Regions from separate parts of the Mus musculus genome. Here region 2 is linked to region 1. The links are chromatin loops, found by intact Hi-C in ENCODE. Cell type or tissue: left cerebral cortex. All regions are shown on one strand. Each heading gives the region's core, and the rest is flanking DNA. Links, peaks and the distances in the headings are about the cores only. Region 1 holds the start of Gm41448 (a long non-coding RNA gene). Region 2 overlaps Kalrn (kalirin, RhoGEF kinase).

Region 1 (11,616 bases), core at 1,173-9,172:
TGGGGACCAAGTATTTAAATGCCCTTAGACTGTGGCAGTCACTTAACTTTCAGACCACCACAGCTACAAAGTACCATACCCATGAAAGGGATATTACCGTCTCTGTTCCTCTCCTCTGTGTGCTTTGGCAGCTCTTACTAAGTTGAACATTACCTCCCAGCCAAAACTTGCATTTGCAGCTCAGCTGTTGACCCCCCCCCCCCGTCAGAATGTACAGAAGCGGCACAGAGACAGGGTAGGGGTAGAGTTGTCATTCTTGTTGCTTTCTACATGGCTGTCCCAGGCACACTGTTCCTCTAGTGTGTCAGAGAGCAATGGCGTTTCAGCTGGCAGTCCTTAGTCTCCTGACCCAGGTCCCCTCTATTTGAGAAGAAAAGCAGATAGTTAGCTTCCTCAGCAGCAGCAGCAGGCACATTCCCTCAAAATGGAAAGACCTGAAGCAAGAAGCATTTATTTGGAACTTTCTGTGGAACACTTGGCCAGCAGCTCTTATGTGAGATTCCTCTTGAGGGTGGGGTGAATAGAGCAGCAGGTCTCTCTCCCTAGAGGCTTGAGGGTCACTGCTCATTTGCTGGGCTCTTGTCACTAGGCTGTTCCTTGTCTCGTGGATTCTGTAGAGTTGTCAGTGTGTCCTCGAGACACACCAGCGGGCTGCAAGTAATGCAAGGGAGCTACAGGTCCCTGTCTCTCAGCCTCAGAAGTCCCATGTCAGCACAGCCACCCTCTTCTCACCAGAAACAGTTGCTAAGCGCAACTAGAGGGGAGGAGAAGGCAACCTCTACCAGCTGTCAAACTGGTTGTGATGGCTCCTGCCTCTGGTCTTAGCACTTGGAAGACTGAGGCAGGAAAACCCTGAGTTCAAGGCTAGCCTGGACTACATAGTGAGTTCAAGCTACATAGAGTCTATCAAGAGAGGGGGGAAGGAGAGGGAAGGGGAGTAATATCGGCGAGGGAGAAGGAGAGAGAACATTTTTTTCTCTGCAAATGAATTTCTATAACAGATAAACTCTTTTAAAGTTATTTGATTAAAGATAATTCTCATTCAGAAGTAATCTGTAGAAGGGAAATTAATTTTTGACAGCACCATCTCAGGAGAATATGTCTGTCACAGACAGAAGAGTGGAATGCAAGAATGGGCTAAGGGATAGAAAGCCAAAGGAGAGCCACAGCCTGGGCACACGCAGTTCTGAGTTCTGGCACTGGGTTTTCTTTCAGTTGAGGAAACACTGAGTGAGCAGATGCAGGTTTGAAGACACAGTCTCAAGGGATCCCAGTTCAAGTTACAGAGTGACCCAAATACACAGAAAACAAGTGGCAGTGGCAGAAGCTTACGTGAACCCTGCCCTTAAATACTGTGGCTGGGTACCTAAGCTCATGCTAAAAATGGTGGCACACACCTTTAATCCCAGCACAGAGGCGGGGCAGACAGACCTCTGTGAGTTAGAGGTAGCCTAGGCTACATAGCAAGTTCCAGGCCATCTAGGACTATGGAGTAAGATCCTATACCCCCCCCCAAAAAAAAAGAAAAAGAAAAAAAGATTGTCTAGGTACTGAAACCTCTGATAGATATCACAATGAGACAAATAACATAATATAAACTTAATGATGGCATAATGTACTAAATACTATACTACAGTCACCTAAGCTGATGTTAAGTGCTGCCATCCAGGATCGACAGTCACAATGTCTCTCGTTGCCATGACAAAATATTTGACAGAAACAAATTAAATGACAAATAGTTTATTTTGACCCACAGTGTCAGAGAGTATGAACTATCATGGTAGGGAAAGTGTAGTGGTGGCAAGAGAGTATGACAGAGCTCCTCCCATAGTGACTGGGCCAGGAGATACAGAGCTAGACTGGAGGTGGATGCAGTCCTTAAATGCTCACCCTTAGTGACCTACTCCTACCTTGTTCCAAAAACCCCAAGTCCCAAAGGTTCTACAACCCCCAAAACCAGCTGGAGACCAAGTACTCAAATATGAGCCCATGGAGACATCCTATATACGAACTGTAACAGGGACCGAGCTCATATTAGTATCATAAAGGTTCCTGACATACATGAAAGTGCATAGAACAGAGGCAGTTCTGCAGCCCTGGGTTATAAGGAGTTCTGCACCCCCACATCACATGCTAGCATGGTCCGCACACATGCATTCAGACACAAACAGCTTGTACTGTCTTCCCTTCAGCACTTGTCACTAACATTTGTCGACTTCACCTGTGTATCATGTTTTCTGAGTGTTTCTACTCAATGCAAACTCCAGGTGGACAGAAGTGGTTACCTTTGGTGCTGAGTTCCTGTGTCCTATAGGAGAGCCTGGAACATAGCAAGCTTCCCATACCGGTCTGTTCAACAAATACGTGAGATAGACTAGTAGTAAGGAAACTGAACTCTAGCCTTTATTAAAGGAGCAAGACAGCTTTGAAGGTTGGCACTGGGGAGAAGGATGCTCCAGGCAGAAAGGGCCACTGGACACCTGAGAGTCCAGGGATTGGCCATTGTGTGCCTGGGTCTGTAGATGGCAAGTTTTCAGGGCAAAAGTTAGGATCACAGAGGCAGGTGGAAGAAAGCATCACACATGGGGTTAGGAGTCTGAGTGTTTTCTCTATGGCCTTGCTCTAATCTGCGAAGGCTCCTACACACACCTCCATAACCTAAAATCTGTTTGTTCTGCATTGCCCAGTAGTCCTACAAAAGGGTAAGACTGTAGATCCTGGCGTTCCTTGTGTTCTCTCTCCTTTGCTTGACAGCCTGAGGTCAGTGTTAGGCCCTGGGAAATTCTATGGCCTTGGCAGACATTTTGTGCTGAGGGAATGAGCCCTGATTTTCTTACCGTACTTGTCCCCTGCTCTACTGTGTAGAACACCTTTCCTTGTTTCTACTTCATGACTGATGTTAAAAAGAAAAAACAAATCTTCGTGTAGCTATGATCCATAGCTATGCACAAGTGTCAGGTCTCCACACAGATGCTACAATGTTGTAAAGGCCCAATGGATGAGAACCTCTGTCTCCCACCCTTTGCCAAAAAGAGCAGCGTGCCCTGGCTTGAGTTCCCTCCAGAGGCTGAGAGAGAAGGCAGAGCTGCACCTGCTTCAGAGATGGCTCCATCTTTATCACATCTGTGTCATTAGTCCCTGCTCATCTGTGCCATTAAGACAGGTCTGGGGTCCAACCAAGGCCTAGTGCCACATGCCCCTCCTCTCACCCTGAGGGAGCCCCCTTTGAAAACCTGAAGCCCAGCCTCTCTGCAAGGCTCTACCACAGTGGCACCCACGGTAGACGTGCTCTCTCTTATTTGCCAGTTCTGGGCTCCATCTGGACACTCCTTTCCTCACTGATGAGATAGGAGATATTCCAAAGCTGTCGCCCCTGGCCATTCCTGACTAAGTTTCCTCTGCCTCCCAGATGCTGAAAGGAGGCCCAGAGCATCCCCAAAGGTGCAGTTCCAAACTCTCCCTCCCGCCATTCCCACAGGTTCTGGTTTTCCCCAAAGATATAAGAGAATCTGTTCTCCTCCTGAGAACTACCGCAGGGAACTCTCAGCTGCAGCCTGGGGTTCCCAGAGCCTGGGATTTCCATCACCAAATCCTCCATCCCTGACTTCTCTTTCCGTCCAGAACATGTTTCAAGCCAAGCTGGTCCACTCTAGCCACTGTACTCCAAAATCCAGAGGAAGCAGCACAGGAAGAAATGAATAATAAAATTTTAAATATGTTTAAATCAAAATTTCTCTTCCCTCCCTGAAATGACCTGTCTGTTCTCAATCCCTGTTTGATATAATTGGCTCATATTTAAAAGTGAATAAAATCCCCATCCCTGGTTCTTGAAGGGTGTATATACTCTTGACTTTTCCCATTGCCATAGTTGCTAAGTCTTAAGTCTAGCTTGAGTGTTCTGCTGGGAGCTACATCTTACTTTTCTTCTGTAATACCTCACCACCATCACCATCATGGTCACTGCCAGCCATGGTTGTCAGAAGGAAAGGAGGCAAAATCCTATGTTCTCAGCCCTGACTGCTCAACACCACTGGGCTATTTAGCAGGACCAGGTACAGGCTGGCCTGGAGGGGACATCACATGCAGCCTCAGAGGCTCAACCAGCCTTGCCATTCAGGTACCTCCAGCTGCTCCCTCCTTTAACAAACATCCCCCTATTAATTTGGCCTTCATATTCAAGTGTGGCATATTCAGTGTGGGACTGAATCCTGGAGAGAAACCATGTCCACACCTCTAACATTTCGCAGATGATACAGCCAATCTGTAATAGAACTTGAGTCAGATCCAGAGCTGCTGAGCTCCAACCCAGATTCTCAATCACCATGTTGTCTTGAAGGTTCTTAGCCTGACCAATTCCCATAGCCATCACAACTGACAGATACATCGCATGTGGGATAGAAACGCTGACTTATTTTATGGCAAGAAAAGCTCAAAGTGACAAAAATTGTAAGGAAACAGTAAGAACCGCTTAGCTCTTAGTAAATGATGTGCATAAAGACATGTATGCACACACAGGCATGCATACACACACACACACAGCTACAGTTCTTTTTAATGATAATAAACCATGGAACTATAAGATACTCCATTGTTAAAACAGTACCATAGAAGAGGGGAAATTGATAAAGTTAATAATCTACTATAAAACTCGACATAATGGTGCACACCTTTAATCCCAGCTCTTGGGAAGCAGAAACAAGTGGATCTCTGTGAGTTCGAGGTTTGGTCTACATAGTGAGTTTCAGGACAGCCAAAGTCTAGGGCTATAGAGAGAGACCCTGTCTTAAACAAAACAAAAACAAAAATCTACCGTAAAAATACTTCAATAGCTAAGCCAGAAAATAATTTTATAGTATGCATACATGCACAAATCACCTAAAATGTCTTTAAAAGTTACAGTCTGAGGAAGTTCCAGAAGTAGTTCAGGATGTCCAACAAAGAATGTAAGACATATGATATAGGAACCATGAGCTCCAGGAGCAAAGAGGAATAGAGAACTATCTCAGTTGGAATATTGACCATCATTAAGTCCAGGGGAAGAAATGACCAGGACATAGCCCAGGCATCATCCAGAAACCCAGTAGAGAACATATTTGGAGAGGCAAAAGCCAAACAAGTTGGGCGTATGGGGAGATCCAGAAGTCCAGGCCTAGGGGCCGCACGTACGTGGCCGGATGGTCTGAGACGAGTAGACACAGTAGCCCAGAAAGAAGTGCCTGCAGAAAGGCTTTGGTTGACAGTGAGGACTAAGGTTAGCATGGGGCTGGCCAACAGACGGAAGAAAGAGTTTTAGTCATTTACAGCACTGCCAGATCGGTTATAACTATCTCAACTAGTTTGTCCAAATGTATTTTGAGATCTGGGTGGGCAGGTGGTTAACCCAGGATAAGCCATAAGGGGACATGCAGGAAGAAGGAAGAAGAAGAGGAGGAGGAAGAGAAGGAAGAAGAGGAAGAGGAAAATGGGAGAAGGAGGAGGAGAAGGAATAGGAGAAAAAGGAGGAGAAGAAGAGGAGGAGGAGGGGGAGGAGGGGGGGAGGAAGAGGAACAAAAGCAGCAGCAGCAACAACAACAACCACCACCTTGGTGCACAGTGTTTTGGACGGGCATACAGGCAAGAACCAGGAATCCTGGATCACACTTGCTAAGGTTACAATCAGACCCCACAACTTGCTCTGGTCTCTGGTTGCTCATTTCCTAATGAGGAATTCCTTCCCAAGAAACAGTAAACACCTGGTACCCACCAGCTGTGATGCACAATGGCTTCCTTGTGGTTTCTGCCTGAACTAGAAGTGTACTTCAGCTGGGCAGGAGGACTCTCTTGAGAGCCTGCCATCTGCTAAGCAAGTTGGTGGTTTCCTTTTCTAACTCCTAGCCGTTGCTGCTCTCTAGTGGCCAACAGTGCCTGCCAAGTCGGTCCAAATAGTAAGGACAGGAGGGGAAGGTGGAGCTGCACTTTATAGGCACAGAGACTAGGGAGCAGTAGCCAAGGGTATCTAGAGGGTGTGTGACTGTACATGCAGAATGGAGCAGGAGGGGAGATGGGGTGATCAGAAAGGGTCATCTTGTGAGCCACAGCTGAACATCTGAGGCTTGATCGTAGTCTGCACCGTGAAAACAATCACTTCCGGTCTTTGGCCTGCTTTCCTCCGATGTTCAGCTCTCTAGTGTCCTATGACAGCAGACCTTTTGCAGGGCTGCCTGGAGGCATTCAGAGAAACTCACAGCTTTTGTCCTTCTCTTTAATCTCATGTTTCCCCCAGCCATGTCTGCTGCCTCCTCCGAAGGTCAGCTGGAGTTCTCTTTCTGATGATGCAGGAAATTGCCTCCCATGGGCACAATTAGAGTCATGGTGTAGACAGCCTTGGTCAAACTCAAGACTTACTGGGATGGCCTCTCTCTTGGTGGGATTGTCGCCTCCATGGGTAAAGACCTGCTTAGCCCTCCTGGGCATATCTCTGTTGATAACTTGTGTGGGCTCTCCAGAGGCAAAGAAGTGGGAAAGAAATGAAGAGTAGCTGCCACTACCCTTAACACTCTACTAAATTCAACATCAACTCTCTGTTCTCTGAAGCCTGGGGAGGGGCAGAGATAAAGAACAGACAGTGGGTGCATAGAAAAATAATACATTTTTTAAAGATAGAGAATAAATCAGGGAGTGGTGTCACATGCCTTTAATTCCAGCACTAGGGAGGCAGAGGCAGGTGGATTTCTGAGTTTGAGGCCAGCCTGGTCTACAGAGTGAGTTCGGGGGCAGCCAGGGATACACAGAAAGAAACCCCGTGTCAAAAAACAAACAAAAAATGTTTTTATTGAACACTTGTGGCTGAAGGACATAGGACATGTGAGACTGCCGCTTTGAAGATGCCTGTAGAAAGCTCTATTCTGGTCAGGAGCAGGATTCCTCCTTGGAATTTTGGAGGAGTTTGCCATTCTCTTTGTTTCACTGTAGCTTTTGAAATCTGCTGTTGCCAAGGACTGTTACTGTTGTGTCTCACCTGACTCCTCCTCCTCTGCCCTCAGAGGGCTTCAGGGTGGCCTTTTGTAAAATATTTCCTAGTGCCATGCTCCAGGATGGGGTTTTAATTCTTCCTATCAGCCTCTTGAAACATCGGGTCAAGAACCACACTGTAGTGTGTCCTGCTCATATGTATCTACCTGTTTTAGCCTCTGTTAGGCTTCTCTGAAGCTGAGGATACGTGTGCATGCATGAGGTACACCAGATGTTGGTACAAGGAGCAGGACTGTTGTCTGTCAGGTGTCATCGTGATGTGCTTTGGTGGAGAGACTCTCAATGTCAGTATTCAAGTGTCTCTAAGTCCTCTGGCTTCTTCAGTAAACAATGGTCAAATCTATCCAAATGTTTCTATTGTCAGATCTATCCAAATGTTTCTGTTTGGCTGCCAGTGCTCTGGGGGCTGGAGGAACACAGTGGTGGCCACTTTCCTACTTCTGTATGTAGACCTGCATTGAATTTCAACTTTCCAGAGCAGGATGGACAAGATAGAGGGCAGGTTTAAGGGTCTCTACAGACTTTTAACCCATCCACCTGCCTTACCTCCACGTATACACATATCCACATATATGCATGTGCACACATATACATAGACACAGTATATGCTGCCTGGTGCTTCTACTTCCTAAGCCTGTCAGGGGGCTATGCAAAGCTAACTGATTGGCAGGCACCTTATCTCCTCTCTCTGTTCTACTAAGTCATATGGTTCTGTTATGTCTACTGTCTGTCATTCAGAAAGTAAAGCATAATGAAAACAGGTTGGCCTCTCCTGTACATGTCCACCTACATGATCTCCTATTCTCTTTGTTCTTAAAGGTTACAACTCACCCTTAAGTAATTTTTGTCAAGTTTACAGTTTAGTAGAATTATAGACAAACCAAAAAAGGTGAGATGATTTAAAAGGGGAAGGGTCCTAGGGCAAACGGACTATAGGGCCTAGGACACAGTAGTGGAAACAGACAGGCAGCCAGTGGGAGCACTCCGTGTTGCAGCCAGTAGGAGCACTCAGCATTGCAGCCAGTGGGCGCACTCAACATTGCAGCCCAGTAGGAACACTCAGTGTTGCAGCCAGTGGGAGCACTCAGCATTGCAGCCAGTGGGAGCACTGCGTTTTGCAGTCAGTGGGAGCACTCCATGTTGCAGTCACTCTGCTTTCCTACACATCCGGCATCAATTCATGAGACACAGTCACAGGCGTGCTCAGTAGGCATTCATTGAGTATACACTACATGCCAGGCATCACTCTAGACTCAGAGGATGGACAAATTTAAGCACAGATGACTTCTACTCAACTTGATCTTTTATTGTGATGCAGATGTAGGTGGCAAACGATATAACACATTAATGAAAAGTGCTCAGGCCAGGCAGTGGTGGCGCACACCTTTAATCCCAGCACTTGGGAGGCAGAGGCAGGCAGATTTCTGAGTTCAAGGCCAGCCTGGTCTACAGAGTGAGTTCCAGGACAGCCAGGGCTATACAGAGAAACCCTGTCTTGAAAAACCAAAAGAAAAAAGAAAAGAAAGGAAAAGAAAAGAAAAGAAAAGAAAAGAAAAGAAAAGAAAAGAAAAATGCTCGAGGTGATTAAACAGGAATGCTTCCCACCATGAATACAGAAACAGTCTACTCAGGGAATGTCTGAGGTAGTAGGGCCCCAAGTCCAATTTCTTCTCCTAAGAATGAGGATTCAGGTATGGAGAAGGAGAAGGATATAGGCAGTGTCACGTAGAAGGAGCTCTGTAAGCTCTGAGGCCTCCCAACTCTCCTTCCCATGTTCTTCCAACTATTAATTACTGTGCAGTCCATGAGGCCTTCGAGGCCATGGAGCCCCTTAAGCCCTGTAGAAAACGGTAAGATGAAGAAGAGGCTCCTTCTATCGCCCAGTGCGAGCACACAGAGTAAGCACATCACGAATTGTAGACTCTTAATTGGACCTGGCAGCTCCCCGGGCATCCATGCAAAGTGAAGAAATCCCAGAGCTGTGTGATAATATTCCTGCATCCTAATGTTGCTTTTCACATTTGCTTCAGACATTATAACCAACCAAGATAAACCACAGCAGTAAATTGTCAAATGACTTAAGTTCCGAAGAGCTCATCTCAGTTCCCCGGTACTGCAGCTCACGGGTTTAGAGGCATTTGGAAACCACCATGCAGAGGCGGGCCAGCCATGGAATAATACGTGCCCAAAGCTTCTGCCCGCAGGGGACCTGCCCACCCTCTCCCCTTTTCCTCCAACTAGCGTGCCATCCTAGAAAGGCTGCCGTTTTCCCTCCTAGTTACGATTGTTGGTTTGTTTTCAAGGATGTTTTTGGCGTTGTTATCGTTATTTTTGTTATAAAACTGTTGGGTAGATGAGAAACGCTGGACAGGACTGGTTTTTAAAAAAGGAAGCAGATGGGAAATTACCCAAGGGCTATGCTCAAAAATGCCAAGGCTAACATTTTCATCTGCTCCAATGAATAGTGATGTTCTTCACTTAACTATATATACGACTTTATATACTGTTCTTGGTTTGTTTGTTCTTATGTAAGATACACAGTTTTGATGCTATCCCAAAGCTTTCTAAATAGTTAGTGAGTACAGCAATCAGGAGGCAGAGTCAGGCAGATCAACTGTGTTCCTGTTCCATACATAGTACAAGAGGCTCCCTGGGGCAATCCAGCTCATTCGGTTTGTCAAGGCAGGGTTTCTCTGTGTAGACCAGCCTGTCCTGGTCTCTGTGTAGACCAGGCTGTTTTTGAACTCAGAGATCTGCCTGCCTCTCCCTCCCAAGTGCTAGGATTACAGGAGTGCGCCTCCACTGTCCAGCTTCACACTGATTCTTAAAGGAGGCTTCCAAATGCTAAGCAAGCAAAAATAGAGCTAAGGAAACAGTCATTTGTCTTTTAACTTTATAAAGCTTTGCATTAAACTTACATTTTCAGAATCAAATATACTTTATGCAGTTATCCACCATCAAAAGCAAAAGTCCCATGACAAGATTAGAGCGAGGGGGCTCAGCAGCTAAGAGCACTGACAGCTCTTCCAAAGGTCCTGAGTTCAAACTCCAGCAACCATATGGTGACTCACCACCATCCGTAATGAGATCTGACATTCTCTTCTGGGGTGTCTGAAGACAGCTACACGCCAGGGGCGAGAAGCAGAGTCCACATTCACACCGTAGTGGGTAGAAAAGGTTGGCTCAGCAGAGCTGGTTTTCTCAAGATTGTCCGAGGGAAGAGAGGAGCCAGTGACTGGCTTGTCCTTTGGTGGATCAGAGGGGGAGGCTGACACTCCATGTGATATCGGTGGAGAGGCCACCCATTGCAAAAGAGAGAGTTAAAGTGCACCCAGAGGAGATCAGTGCAGAGCCAGGAGAAGGGGGAAAGGTAAGCTCTGAGACTGGAGAGACTGGCGAGGGGTAACTAACGCTGTCTAAGCTCGTGTCCGAGGAACTGACAAGCAAAGCTAGCTGGGAAGATCTGTATGTGTGGAAGAACTAGAGAAGAGATTGGGGTGGGGACCTCGGCATCAGTGCTGCCTGCCTCAGACCGGCTCTACCCACGGGAAGGATTCGGTGAACAAAAGACAGAGGTAGTGGGCAGGCGAGGAGAAGTGGGTGGCTTCCGTGGTTGATGAGTCAAGAGAAGAAAAGCAGAAGGCAGGCTGTGTGCAGCAGCAGACACCAGGAAAGGAAGCTGTCAGAGGAAAAGGAAACCCAGAAGACACAAAGAGACCATCTCTGAACAGAAACACTGTACCCAATGCCAGAGGCGAGGGCTTCATGCCAGAGACCTAAGACACACAGAATAACAACCAAGGAGATTGCCAACATCAACATTAAAATAGTTCTTAAGAGGCCAGGGAGATGGAGGACTGGAGAAATAGCTCAACAGTTGGGAGCAGTGACTGTTCTTCCAGAGGTCCTGAGTTCAATTCCCAACAACCACATGGTGGCTCACAACCATCTGTAATGGGACCCTATGCCCTTTTCTAGTGTGTCTGAAGGGAGCTGCAGTGTACTCCCATACATAAAAATCAATTAATTAATTAATTAATTAATTAATTAGAATAATAATAATAAAGAGGCTGTGTGGAAGAAAAGGATTAAAATGGAGATGCCACCTGCAACAGTTTCTACAACATCAGCATAAAGTCGACTCATGCTCCTGAGACCAGGGCTTTAGTTGAGAGAGTGAGAACCTTGCAGATGTGAGGGGGTTAGGGAGTGGAGAACCAGGAAATGAGCCAGCAAGGAGAGTATGGAGTAGAAAGCCACACTCCAATCCTGCTGACAGAAAGAGGAAGGAACAACACGTACCTGAAGCTCCCTGGACCCCCTCGGGTGGGGAGAACCTGCAGATGCACTGGACCAATCCAGTCAGAGATGGGAAAGTGTCAGGATGGGGATACGGCTCAGCAGGTAAATGCGCTGCCACACGAACCTGACAACCTGACTCCAGTTCCCAGAAGGTGGAAGGAGAGAAACATCTTTACTAAGTTGTCCTCTGACCTCCGCACACAGCATGCTCACACAAACATATCTAAGCAGTCATAGTGAGGGGAGTTGGTTTTATTGTTTAATGAGCTATTACACAATCTTGAGATTAACTTTCACTAGGTG
Region 2 (11,616 bases), core at 1,383-9,382, 58 kb before region 1:
CCTCTACCTCTCTGGGAAGTTTCTTAGATGATGAGATCAGGAGAGTAGGGCAAGACCAGCACCCTTGGAGCAGCCCAGTCCGCCAGTTGCTTTTTCAGGACGTAGGTTTAGAAGCTAGAACACCATCTGTCTAATTATAGGTTACACTGCTTTTCCTAATACAGAAGAACAGAATCCTGTGCTGTCCATCCCAGGTCTGACTTATAGGATGAGTGTGCAGCTGCCCTTACTCTCACTGCCGTCACCATGGGTGGAGTCGGTGGGCCAGATGGACCAGGTCCTAATCATCTGGGCTGGAACATTAAGCTTCAGTAGCTGCCCAGTGCATGCCACCCTGAGCTCAGGCTCACAGATATCAACTCAGAGAACTCTGGAAGTCCACTTACCACACCAAGTGCAGCCAAATCCTCCCTAGGCCAGGAATTCTGCTCTGCAGTAATTACTTAGTGGTAATCTGTGCCCAGAATGGCTTCTCAGAATTTCTTCACAGTCAAGAGAGCTTATGCTTGGGAGCAGACAAGACTGCAGGTGTGTTTTAGATTTCAAACCTGAGTCTATCTTAGAGAAGCGGCAGAATACCCACTGCAATATGACGAACATCCCAGCCAGCCCTACGACTCGGGACCTGATTCCCAAACAGGCCTTCTTTTCGTGAATTCTTTGAGTTTGTCTCTAAGCGAAATTTCATTCCTCACAAAGGCTCATAGATGCTGATAAAAATAATGTACAATCTCCTACACAGACAATGTAGAGACAAACAAGACGACCATCAAGGAAAAGGATTATTTTGTGTTACTTCAAGCAGTTTTGGGGTTCCCTTTGAAATAAAAAAATAACTATAGTTTATCATCTCTTAGTGATAATTACTAACTCCTACATAGTTTAAAGTCCTAAAATTTGTTTCAGAAAACCTTTAATGATACCAGTGATGTCTGGTACATATGAACATCACCCTCTCAGGGGAGGATATCCCAGGTATTCAAAACACAGTGGTCCACCAATGGAAAAAAAAAAACACTTAGTTTTCAGAATTCATTTTCTCTGTGAAGAGGTGAGATCATGAGGTCAGGAGCTTGAGGTGACAACCTCTGTAGGAATCACTGTCCAGACTCTGACAGTGGGAGAGGGGCTGTTGGCGTAAGTGGCTTCCACGATCCCTCTAGTGAAGGCATTTGGAATATGAGCAGACCTCCCTCTGAGCACTTATTTTTTTACTCTGTATTTGCCTTGAAGGAGCGTGGATGGCCTTTGTTCTTTTCCAAGAAAAAGAACATGATTTTTGATGGTTTCAAGTGAGGGTAATCAATAAGTATGTCCTACACAACTTCAAAACGTGTTTCCATTCTTTCTCCTTCCCAGCACGGCCTGGTATTAAATTGAACTTCTGTTCACAGGCTTTTTCTACACTCCAATAAGAGAAAAAGCATTCCAGCATTTTAACAGACTGTGGTCTGAGGGAACACATGGCACTTTCCATAAGGGATTCAGTTGCTGTACAACCCATGCTGGGCGTTTTAGGCATTGTAAGGAAGGGGAATGTAACTAGCTGTGTGTCAACTTAGCACAAGCTAGAGTCATTTGGGAAGAGGGAACCTCAATTGAAAAAATGCTCCCAGCAGATTGGTCTGTGGACAAGCCCGTGGGTGTCTTCTTGACTGATGATTGATGTGAGAGGGCTAACCTCGATGTGGCCGGTGCCACACCTGAGCTGATGGTCCTGGGTGCTGTAAGAAAGTAGGCTAAGCCAGCCATGAGGAGCAAGCTAGTAAACTGCTTTTCTTCATGGCTTCTGGGTCAGTTCCTGCCTCCAGCCTCCTGCCGTGAGTTCCTGCCCTGACTTCCATGGATGATGGACCACAAGCTGTAAGATGAGACAAACCCTTTTCCCCCATGTCATGGCCTTTAATCACAAGAGTAGAAAGCCCAACTAAGACAGGGAGGAACCAATCTTTTGGTGTCTGTTCTTTTTCAGGCAGACAAATTTCAGATGTATGTCACCTACTGTAAAAACAAGCCTGATTCCAACCAGCTGATCCTGGAGCATGCGGGCACCTTCTTTGATGTAAGCTATGGTCTTCCATTGTCAACAGTCCAGGGACAGGGAGGGAGGGGAGGGGAGGGAGGGGAGGGACGCTCCTCTTCTTTACGATGAGTGTCTGCCCTTTCTTCCTTGTTCTTCTTTCCTGGTCACACTAAACCTTTATCTCATGGATAAAATATTTTGAAAAACTAAAAGAAAAGAGAATTTGTCTTCAGTTTTGCCCCATCCCATCTCAAGCATAATTTGGATGAGGCGACTTTTAGTCTATGTTTCAATACCAAACCTAGCTAGACGTAAACCTTGGGCTTACAGGTGTAATGATGTTGCCGGGGAGTTTTATTTTCTCAATCATAGCAGTCCAAAGGTGGTGTGGTCCCTGAGCCAGGCCTGAGCTTCTTTCTGAAGTGCAAATTCCCCACTCCAGATTGACTGACAGACTCTTTTCTGGACACAGCCTGGCAGCCTGAGTTGTAAGGAGTCCACTGGTGTCTTTGATACCCAGCCCAATCTGCCATCCACTTCATTGATGATGTTCATTTGCACTGTGGCTTCACACTGGAATTTACCAGCCATCTTTGATAAATCCTGAGTCCTGGGTCCTCTGAGATGCGATGAGTTGGCCCAATGCTATGATATGTGGCTAGTACTGAGGGGGGCAGATGTTGTACAGCCAGAGCTGAGCACCGTTGTCGTGAACATCAAGAGATGGGAAGGCTGGGATCCTCTGCTGTCTCAGGACCTTGGGTGCTGAATGAGAACAGTCATGGGTGGGAGGTCAATGGGACAGATCCATTTAGTGTTGGTATGGCCTATTGGTCAGAAAGCAAACAGATCAAAAGGCACTGAAGGGCACAAGGGATGTGTGAGACAGAAAGTTAAAAATAAGGAAAAATGAAAGTCAGAGAGCAACAGACTAACACTGATGGCCTCTGCTAGTCCTGTCAGAAGTGGCAGAAGCCCCTTTAGCAATGTGTGACAGCCTCGCTGAATTCATTGCTCCTGGGGCATCGTCTATTGCATGTAAGGCAGCAGGCTAAGCCCCTAGGAGAAAACAAAGGCGTTGAAACCGGGGTCTTGCACTCCACATTACAAAATAAACCTCCGGAGCATCATTCTAGGCAGACACCACCAGAGCAGACTGATTCCATGGGGATCTTGTTGCTCAATGAAGGGGTAGTTTGAGTGGGAGAAGCTAGGTAAGAAGCAAACATATATGGCTTTTTAAAATAGAATTCATTTGTAAACGGCCTCAGGTGTCTGAAATTGGAATTGCTGGGGTAAAATAAAAGTCTAAGAAAGGAACTTCTCTCAGCTGATACCAGGATTTGCTGGATATTATGTTGGATTCTCTGTACTAATGCTTCCCTTGATTGACGGTGCATTTCCTTAAGATGTCTCTGGTTGGTTAGTCATCAGAGTTACCCAGAAGGGTCTTTTTGAAGTTGTAAATGGATTGCGCCCTTCCTTCTTTCACTCAGCATCTTAATAACACAATTTCTGTGCCCTCAACATGCTTTCGATGCCTCTGTGTTTATGCTTGTCCAGCATTTCCTTTGCCTAAGATTGTCCACACAGAGACACCTATCCACACATAAACACCTGAATATATATATACATACATGTCATTCCTGTTCTTCACAAAGTCAAACGCTGCCTCCTGCACAAACCCCACACCGTGGGCATGCCCTGAGCTTTGTGTCTCTGTCATAGAATGTGTGGCAATTCACCAATAAACATACCTTCCTGCACACACATGTTCCATCCAAGAACCTTGAAACCTGGTAATGTACTCTTGATTCCTGTTTGTACAGGTCTCCGTGCCTAGTACTGTATTATATTTCCAATAGTCCTATGTTCTCTGTGTCCCTCTTTCTTTCTTTCTTTCTTTCTTTCTTTCTTTCTTTCTTTCTTTCTTTCTTTCTCTCTCTCTCTCTCTCTCTCTCTCTCTCTCTCTCTCTCTCTTTTGTTTCTTTTTTGGGGGGGGGTTGTTTGTTTGTTTTTGGATTTTGGTTTTTCGAGGCAGGGTTTTTCTGTGTAGCCCTGGCTGTCCTGGAACTCACTCTTTAGATCAGGTTGGCCTCGAACTCAGAAATCCACCTGCCTCTGCCTCCCAAGTGCTGGGATTAAAGGCATGCACCATCACTGCCAGGCCCCCTATTTCTAATCAGTTTCTGGTAAAGGAGATGGAGGAATAATAGATCATCCTAACTTAACCTATCACCTTCATGAGCTCCGAGTCTTAAAAGCAAATAGCTCATATTCCACTCACCCGCAGCCATGACACTGAGATTGTAGTGAGTATCTTCTGAGTGCTGAGCTGGAATATCCAGGATAAGCCAAGAAATGTGCCAGTTTTTAGACCTTCCTGGTGAGTTCAGTCCTACACAGGTGACACAAGCCTTGTCACCTGGCAGTTGTCAGCTTGTCAGTCTAGAGCAGTTGCCCCAGATGATCTGTTAGCATCACCCAGGAAGCATTCCCAAGCCATGCAGACTCTGATTCAAACCCCAGAGGGCAGTGTACAGCCAGGTGTGCCCACAGCCACGCAAAGTCTGTCGCTCTCTCCAGCAGTGCAGCTCTTGTAGGGAAGCTTGGGAAAGGGATGTGCTGTGTCCACTTGGTCACTTCAAGGCGTTGGCATCTTACAGTCAAGATAGCAGATTGACCCAGCATTTCCTAAATGTGTTAAATGGTTATGGAATATGTCACCTGCAAGAAACAGGACACTATGTGTTTTCCTTTCTAATGCTGAACTGTGCTATTCAGTGTTCTTGATCCACCGGTCAGTTTGGGATACTCTAAAAATCTACCCTTCCTAGGAGAAACATAACTATCACCAATGTCTTCTGCTGGAAGTCTCTCAATTTTTAAATATCTTTTTTATTTTACTACTCTCTCAATTACCATACGTTGGATATAAAATACTATACTACAGCTTAAGAGTAAAGTCATCTGTGATCCTAGAATGGACCTCTGATCTTCACATACACATATGTGCATGTACACACAAGTGAACATGTACATACACACATATACTCCCCAGAAAAAATAATTATACGCATTTTAGTTATTAACAGACCCCTCCCCCCACCCCACAAAAGCACTAGTAATCACTAGCCCATTTTCCATATCTATAGCTTCATATAAATGGGATATATATATATATATATATCTTTTTGCCACAGGCTCCATTGATCAGCTGATAGGTATTTGGGTCATCCCTGCACAGACATGACTTTTCATTTTTCTTGGTTTCATCTTGGGGATGGCATTGCTCAATCATATGATGCCTTTTTATCTCTGTGCCCGGGCTCTTGTTAGAACCTCCTAGTTTGTCTGTTTCCAGTCTCTTTCTGCTCTGCTGCGGTCAGGCACTGTTAGCTCCTCTGAAGTGGTCAGTGCGTATCTGCTCTCTTTCAGATCTACACTATTCTGCACTGAAAACCTTGCCTTCAAACCCCTTTTGTTTCCCCCAACCCTGCTCCATCAGTAGCCGACCCAGCTCTGCTTCTCCGCTCCTGCTTTGGTTCCTTTCCGACTCCTGAACCTACTTTCTTTTACTCCCTTCCTCTGTGCTGAGGCATAGTCCTCATCTCCTAACAGTGATAATTGTGTTGGTCCAGGCTTTATCTCGCTAACCTCCCTTCCCAATGCTATCTTTTTATTGGCTGTGACAGACTCTGTGTCCTTTGCAGTTCTCTAGCCTCTATGTGTTACACAGTCTCAGCTCTTGGGTACAGGACTAATCTATGCCCTTTCCTGTCCTCTCTACACCAAGACTCGGAAGGTGCTCAGTTTGAGGTTGGGCACAAGGGTGATTAATAGGTGAGACCAGAGGCACCAACATCACCTAAAAGCCATCCTGTTGACTGGGGTGTGATCTGTGGGGATGCTCACCATGTATAACAGTGGGGGTATTGCTAAGAATGACTCTGGTTTCCAACTCAGAAGCCCTGAGGGACTCGAGAGGTGACTGTAGTGAGAAATGTGGAAGAGACAGAATAGTGATCTAGGCTGGGTTGTGCCAAATCCCAGCTGGGCGTGCTAGGAAGAGCCTTGTTTATGGGAGGGTGATGACAGACAAGACTCCTTCTGAGTCTCCCCGCTCTCCCTGGCCCCTGTACTGCCTGTTTCCCAACCTCTTGACTTAGTTCCTACTCTCCCACCTCTCTCCCCTCTCACCCTGCTCCTTCTCACCTCTGCTCCCCATCAGTCTGTTACTGACTCTCTCGCCTTTATCCTGTGATCTCCCCAGTGCTGTCCAGTTTCTTCATCTGTCTCATGAACCCACTTCTTTCCTAAAACCTTCTCCCTTTTTGCGGCCAGTTCTCAACTTCTCTCAGAGTCTGCATGTCTGTCTCTCTTGGTCTCTCTCGTTTCTCCTCCTCCTCCTCCTCCTCCTCCTCCTCCTCCTCCTTCTTCTTCTCTCTCCCCCTCCCCCTCTCTCTTTCTGTCTCCCCCCACCCCTCTCCTTCCCCCCCTCTTCTGCCCCTCTTCTCCCCCTGCCTCTCTCTTTCCACCTCCTACTAAAGAACATTTTCTTATGAATGTCTACCTTTGTCTATTTTTTCTTTCTCCTTATCTTCTCTTCCTCCTTTTAGAGCACATGTGCACACACACACACACACACACACACACACACACACCCTGTTCTCTGTCTCATTATGTCTGTTTTCATCCTGTAGGAGATCCAGCAGCGGCATGGCCTGGCCAACTCCATCTCCTCCTACCTAATTAAGCCTGTCCAGAGGGTTACCAAGTACCAGCTGCTCCTGAAGGTACCTCCCCTCCCACCCAACCCTCTCTCCTGACCAGAGGACTTCTAACAGTGGGCAACCCTCATCTGAACCCTTTTCTCTACAGCAGAGCCTCAGATGAGCCCACCCCACCATTGCTGGCCCAAGATCATGTGTCCTATCCCACAGAATTCTACATGTTTGTTCAGGGACAGAGATAAAAAGAAAAGGATGTGGGAATAAGTTGTCACTATTGTTCACCTCCAGCTACCATTGCAAACTCTTAGAGATTATCACCTCGGGCACTGGGCAGCTCTGTCCATCCCTCCTGAGCAAATCCCTCCTCCTATGGGCTTCTCACTTGCTGGGTCCAGGATGGAGGTCTTGAGGATACCGTGATCTATACACCCATTGGTATCTTCCATCTCCTTGACTACTGTAGCTGTGAAAATCACAGGGTTATTGACAGAAAATAGCCACACACCAAAAAAATGTATTAAACTCAATGACATCTTGAATTGTAGAGACCTGTGAGTACTTCTGAAGTTAACCAAGACAGTGGATTTTCAAACTCTAGTTTTGAAAGAGTTCAGTAATCAGATTATACAAAACACTAAGTCAGTTGGGTTTTCTCTTTCTTATATAAGGATATGCCTATATTCTAAAAATAATATCATTTCTATAGGAAGCCAGTGTAGGGGGTAGAGGTTTTCTGTCTTTTGAATATATCGTCGGTTGTTCATCTGATAAAAAGGACAAAAGGCTAGTTAGTGGACTTGTAGAAAGTGGTGTAATTGCAGAGGAAAATTCAGTTCCATTTATGTTTAGAGACAGCAGCAGAATCTTGCAGACTCCAGCTTCCCCAAAGTGAAAGCCATTCCATCTTTCAGACCCAAGGTTCTCCTCACATGTTCCCCTCATGGTCCCTGCTACCCAGGTCTCTGGAGAGGGCACACAGTGACCACGGTTCTTCGTGGGAGACTTAAGGCTTCCTTAGGGCAGCAGGCCAGTGCTTCTTTTCTGTTTTCTGTGTGAGGGCAGAGCCTGCAACCAGCCTTCCCTCCAGCCTCCTTCCCCATCCTTCAGAAGAGAGCACAGGCACACGGACTGTCTGGCCCAGCAGAATGGCTTAGAGACAGAATGGCATCGTATGCTGGGCTTCCGCTGGGCGTGGGAATCATCTGTGTGGGGATAGATCGTGTGGACGACATGTTGGCTCTTGGGAGCAGAAACGCTTTTGCTTGCTTATTTATTTATTTATTTATTTATTTATTTATTTATTTATTTATTATATGTAAGTACACTGTAGCTGTCTTCAAACACACCAGAAAAGGTTGTCAGATCTCATTACAGATGGTTGTGAGCCACCATGTGGTTGCTGGGAATTGAACTCAGGACCTTCGGAAGAGCAATCAGTGCTCTTAAGCACTGAGCCATCTCTTCAGCCCCCCTTTTGCTTCTTTACCTTTTAAAGTGTTAATGTAAAGACCAGAAATTCCCGTAAGGTCTCAGGGCAAGGAGTCTCTTTCCTAAAACCTCAGTGTGATTCTGATATTTAAACCACAGGAGCTGTAGAACCTTCTCAGTGTTTGAGTCTCAGCTCGTAGACTGTAGCCTGGAACTCCATGAACAGCGTTCTCCTTCCCTGTCCTGCTTAGTGCTTGACCCTTAGAAGGTAGCTTTCTTGTGCTGATAGCCTTTTTCAAAATTGATTTTTGTGTGAACCTGGAGAGATGCCTCAGCAGTTAAAAAGCTCTGGCTGTTTCTTCCAGAAGCCCTGAGTCCATCCCCAGTACCTACATGGCAACTCGGAATTGTCTGAAACAATCCCACAGCCTCCATGGGTGCCAAGCATGCAAATGGTGCACAGACAGACATGGAGGTTTATGTGCACCCCTGCACATAAAATAAAATCACTCTTAAACTTTGGTTTTAAAGTAGATTTGTGTGGCTTTTGCTTTAACTATTACAAAGCCTTTGCAGGAATGGATAGGGTTGTGAGTTTTGAAAGAAAATAGATAATGATGCTCCCAGCCACATTGCCCATCTGGAATCTATTAAGATGTTGTTCTCAGAGAAACACAGCCATTCTCCTCTCCCTTTTAGCCTGGTAATGCTGAAGTTCCCTAGTTATGTGAGTTATGTGAGAGGGGTTTGGAAGGGAATAGAGTTGGAATTAGTTGGGCTCTGGACTGCCGCTCCAGAATTAAGTGTTTTGGGAGAGAGGTATTTGTCCAGGGAATTGAGAGGCAAACAAATAAGGTAGCAGTGATTTTATTGCAGGGAAGTTGTAAAATTATTGTAAAAAGGTAATTTTAGCCTCTTTAAGATGTGCTGGTGGCAGGGTGCCTGGTGGGTAAAAATAGTGAGCTTTACTATAAATAACATGGCATTTATTTTCTCTTTGAAGTCAGTTTAATTCCAAATAAATTGATCTTTAATTGTCAGTATCCTCTGGGGCTCATCACTTAGCTGTTACAGGAAAGTGAAACCATGTCATTTGGAGTGTTTGATCCTCCGTAAATCTGCTGCCGCTGTCCTTTTCGCAGCTGAAATTAAATGTGCAGGCACCTCCTTATCAGGAGCTATCGAAAGGGCCCTGGAGAATTTATTGGTTCTTTGGGTAGACTGGTAGACTTGTTAAATTGCTTAGGGGATTGAACTAATTGGTGTTTTCTGTTGCAAACTGAGGCTATTTTTCATCTCTCCTCTGTGCTTTACCCGAGGCATCCCTTTGTTGATGTCTGAGAACAAAGTAGGGAGGGAGGGTTACCTGTAGGAAAGGGTGGGGACACTAGAGAACTTCAGGTAGGAGAAGCATAACTTTCAGTACAATGATGACATTATGTCAACTGGAAAGGACTGAACCAAGACTCCAACTTTCCCCAAAGTGTGCTCTGTGTGAGTACCCCAGCCTCCTTTGATCATAGGAAAACGTCTCCAAGATAACTCAGGAAAACCTAGAACCAGGATTTTTGTTTCAGAGTCTCACTAATCACCTATTTTCCCAAGGAGAGAGCTTTACTTATAATCTTGGTGGAACAGATAATCCCAAGACAGTGGTGACCCAGGGAGGTGTCCAGAACCGTGGGTGAGGTTCCGCCCCTCTCCTGCACCATCCGAATGTGCTCCACCCAGGATCTCCCAGTGATGGTGTGCCTTTCAGCCACTTCACCTGCAGAAGCATAGTTGCTTTTTACTTAGAGACCTACCTCACTAGCTCTTGTGTCACTTTCCAGAGAGCTATGCCGTTAAAGCCAGGTCTGATCACTACAGGAAGTGTTAGCCAGCCAGTTACATCCTGTTTCAGAACATCCCACAGAACATTACTCTCCTGCAGGCAAGTACCTGTAATTTATGTGCCAGGAGACATCATAGTTAAGCTTACAAGGTTTGAACTCATTTTCTTTCCTAACGCATCTTGTTTGGGGTAAAAGCCATCCCAAATGGTCTTGCAACTAGTAAGATGGTTGAAAAGATAATATCCTCCACCAAGCAGACACTGTGTATCTGTCATTGGGATTTTGATGAGTGAGACTGCAGTGGAAAGGTGAGAGCCAGAAGACACGATGCCCAGGAAGTAAGGCAAGCCCTGTCCTAGGAGGGGAGGGGTGAAAGGGATGTGGATAGGCTAGGGTGGCGACACCCCAGCTGTGCATTCCAAGCTGCATCTCAGGCCCTGTTTGGCCTCCGTTTCTCTCTACCTCAGTCTCCTATGAGGTTACCAAAGTCCTCATGCAAAATCTCATTCATCGGTCCCAGGTCAGGCATACCTGACCCTTGCTATCCTTTTAAACTGGGACCTGCTGTAAATCTATAATAGCCTCAGATTGCTTCCAGCAGGATGGGAGTCAGTCATAATAGTAAAGGCTGTACATGACAGTAACGTCAGCCATGGCGTGCAGAGACCCACAAAGGCAGCGCTACACACCCTCTGTTCTTCACGCTTTCCTTTTTGGTCCCACCACCCTGCATCTCTGCAGCGTGCTTCACCGGATTCATCCCCTCTCCAGGAAGGCAGTACTGGGACAGAGTACTCTAGGCTTAAAATTCTAGCCTTTGGAAACGGGGTTGGATTGGCTTCATTTGGACCTGATAAAACTCATCTGGTCTTTTGAGGGTTTGGGCAATAATTAATAATCCCCATCTTACCTTTTTATAGCTCTCTCTGAGGGAACTGTTCCAGACAGTGAGACAGTGAGGCTGGTGTATAATTTACTCCATGGCCTAGAGCAAGGAGGGTTGGGGAACTTGGGCGAGGTCCCTAATCGTGTCTGGACTTTTTTCCCCAGGAACTTCTAACTTGCTGTGAAGAAGGGAAAGGAGAGCTGAAGGATGGCCTGGAGGTGATGCTCAGTGTCCCCAAGAAAGCCAACGATGCCATGCATGTCAGCATGCTGGAAGGTAGCTGCTCCCCAGTCTTCCTGGGACCCCGCCTCCACCCCTAAGACCAGGGGGTTTTGTGTCATGGAGGGAAGTGGCATGAAGTCAGGCTAGGAACGAGCCTGGAAAAGAGGAGCCCAAACAAGTTGTTAAATGGCTCCTCGGCTGCCTGTGTGAGGAGCACCACAGCAGCATAGCTAACCTGCCTCTGGTGCCATTTAGCTGTGTGGACTCCGTGCTGTCCATGAGATAATCCAGCGCAGGCTATGATTTCTACTATAAAGTATAAACTATAAACCAGAGCCCCTCTCATATGCATAGCATGGGTATTTCCTTCACATAATAGCAGGAAATGCTAGTTACACACAGTATAACACCAGTGAATTTAGTGTGATAACAACCTTACAAGTGTGCTCGTGCTCGCACACGTGCATGATGTACACACACACACACACA

Evidence for each region. Hi-C counts contacts between places; a loop is a spot of excess contacts. Peaks named below come from ENCODE experiments on the same cell type or tissue, not always from the same donor. Only the 100,000 strongest peaks of a DNase experiment are listed, where the experiment ranks them.
Region 2: a loop joins it to region 1, with 2.9 times the contacts of the local background. A loop is called at or near these places in 14 of 42 quality-filtered maps.

What each region holds. Positions count from the first base shown.
Region 1 is chr16:34,120,009-34,131,624 of GRCm38, reverse strand. All of the region lies in intron 33 of Kalrn (kalirin, RhoGEF kinase), which reads left to right. It overlaps Gm41448 (a long non-coding RNA gene), which reads right to left and starts at 11,531. Exons shown (of 3, transcript XR_876038.3): 1 at 11,314-11,531. In left cerebral cortex, for the core only: a CTCF peak has its summit at 5,888 (motif pointing left); DNase peaks (open chromatin) are centred at 5,862, 8,981 and 9,126; H3K27ac peaks cover 2,316 bases.
Region 2 is chr16:34,177,861-34,189,476 of GRCm38, reverse strand. It overlaps Kalrn (kalirin, RhoGEF kinase), which reads left to right. Exons shown (of 60, transcript NM_177357.3): 27 at 1,973-2,062; 28 at 6,727-6,819; 29 at 11,070-11,181. Among named protein-coding and RNA genes, the nearest start is that of Gm41448, 64 kb to the right of the region's middle. In left cerebral cortex, for the core only: a CTCF peak has its summit at 4,558; DNase peaks (open chromatin) are centred at 4,541, 6,754 and 7,801; H3K27ac peaks cover 1,158 bases.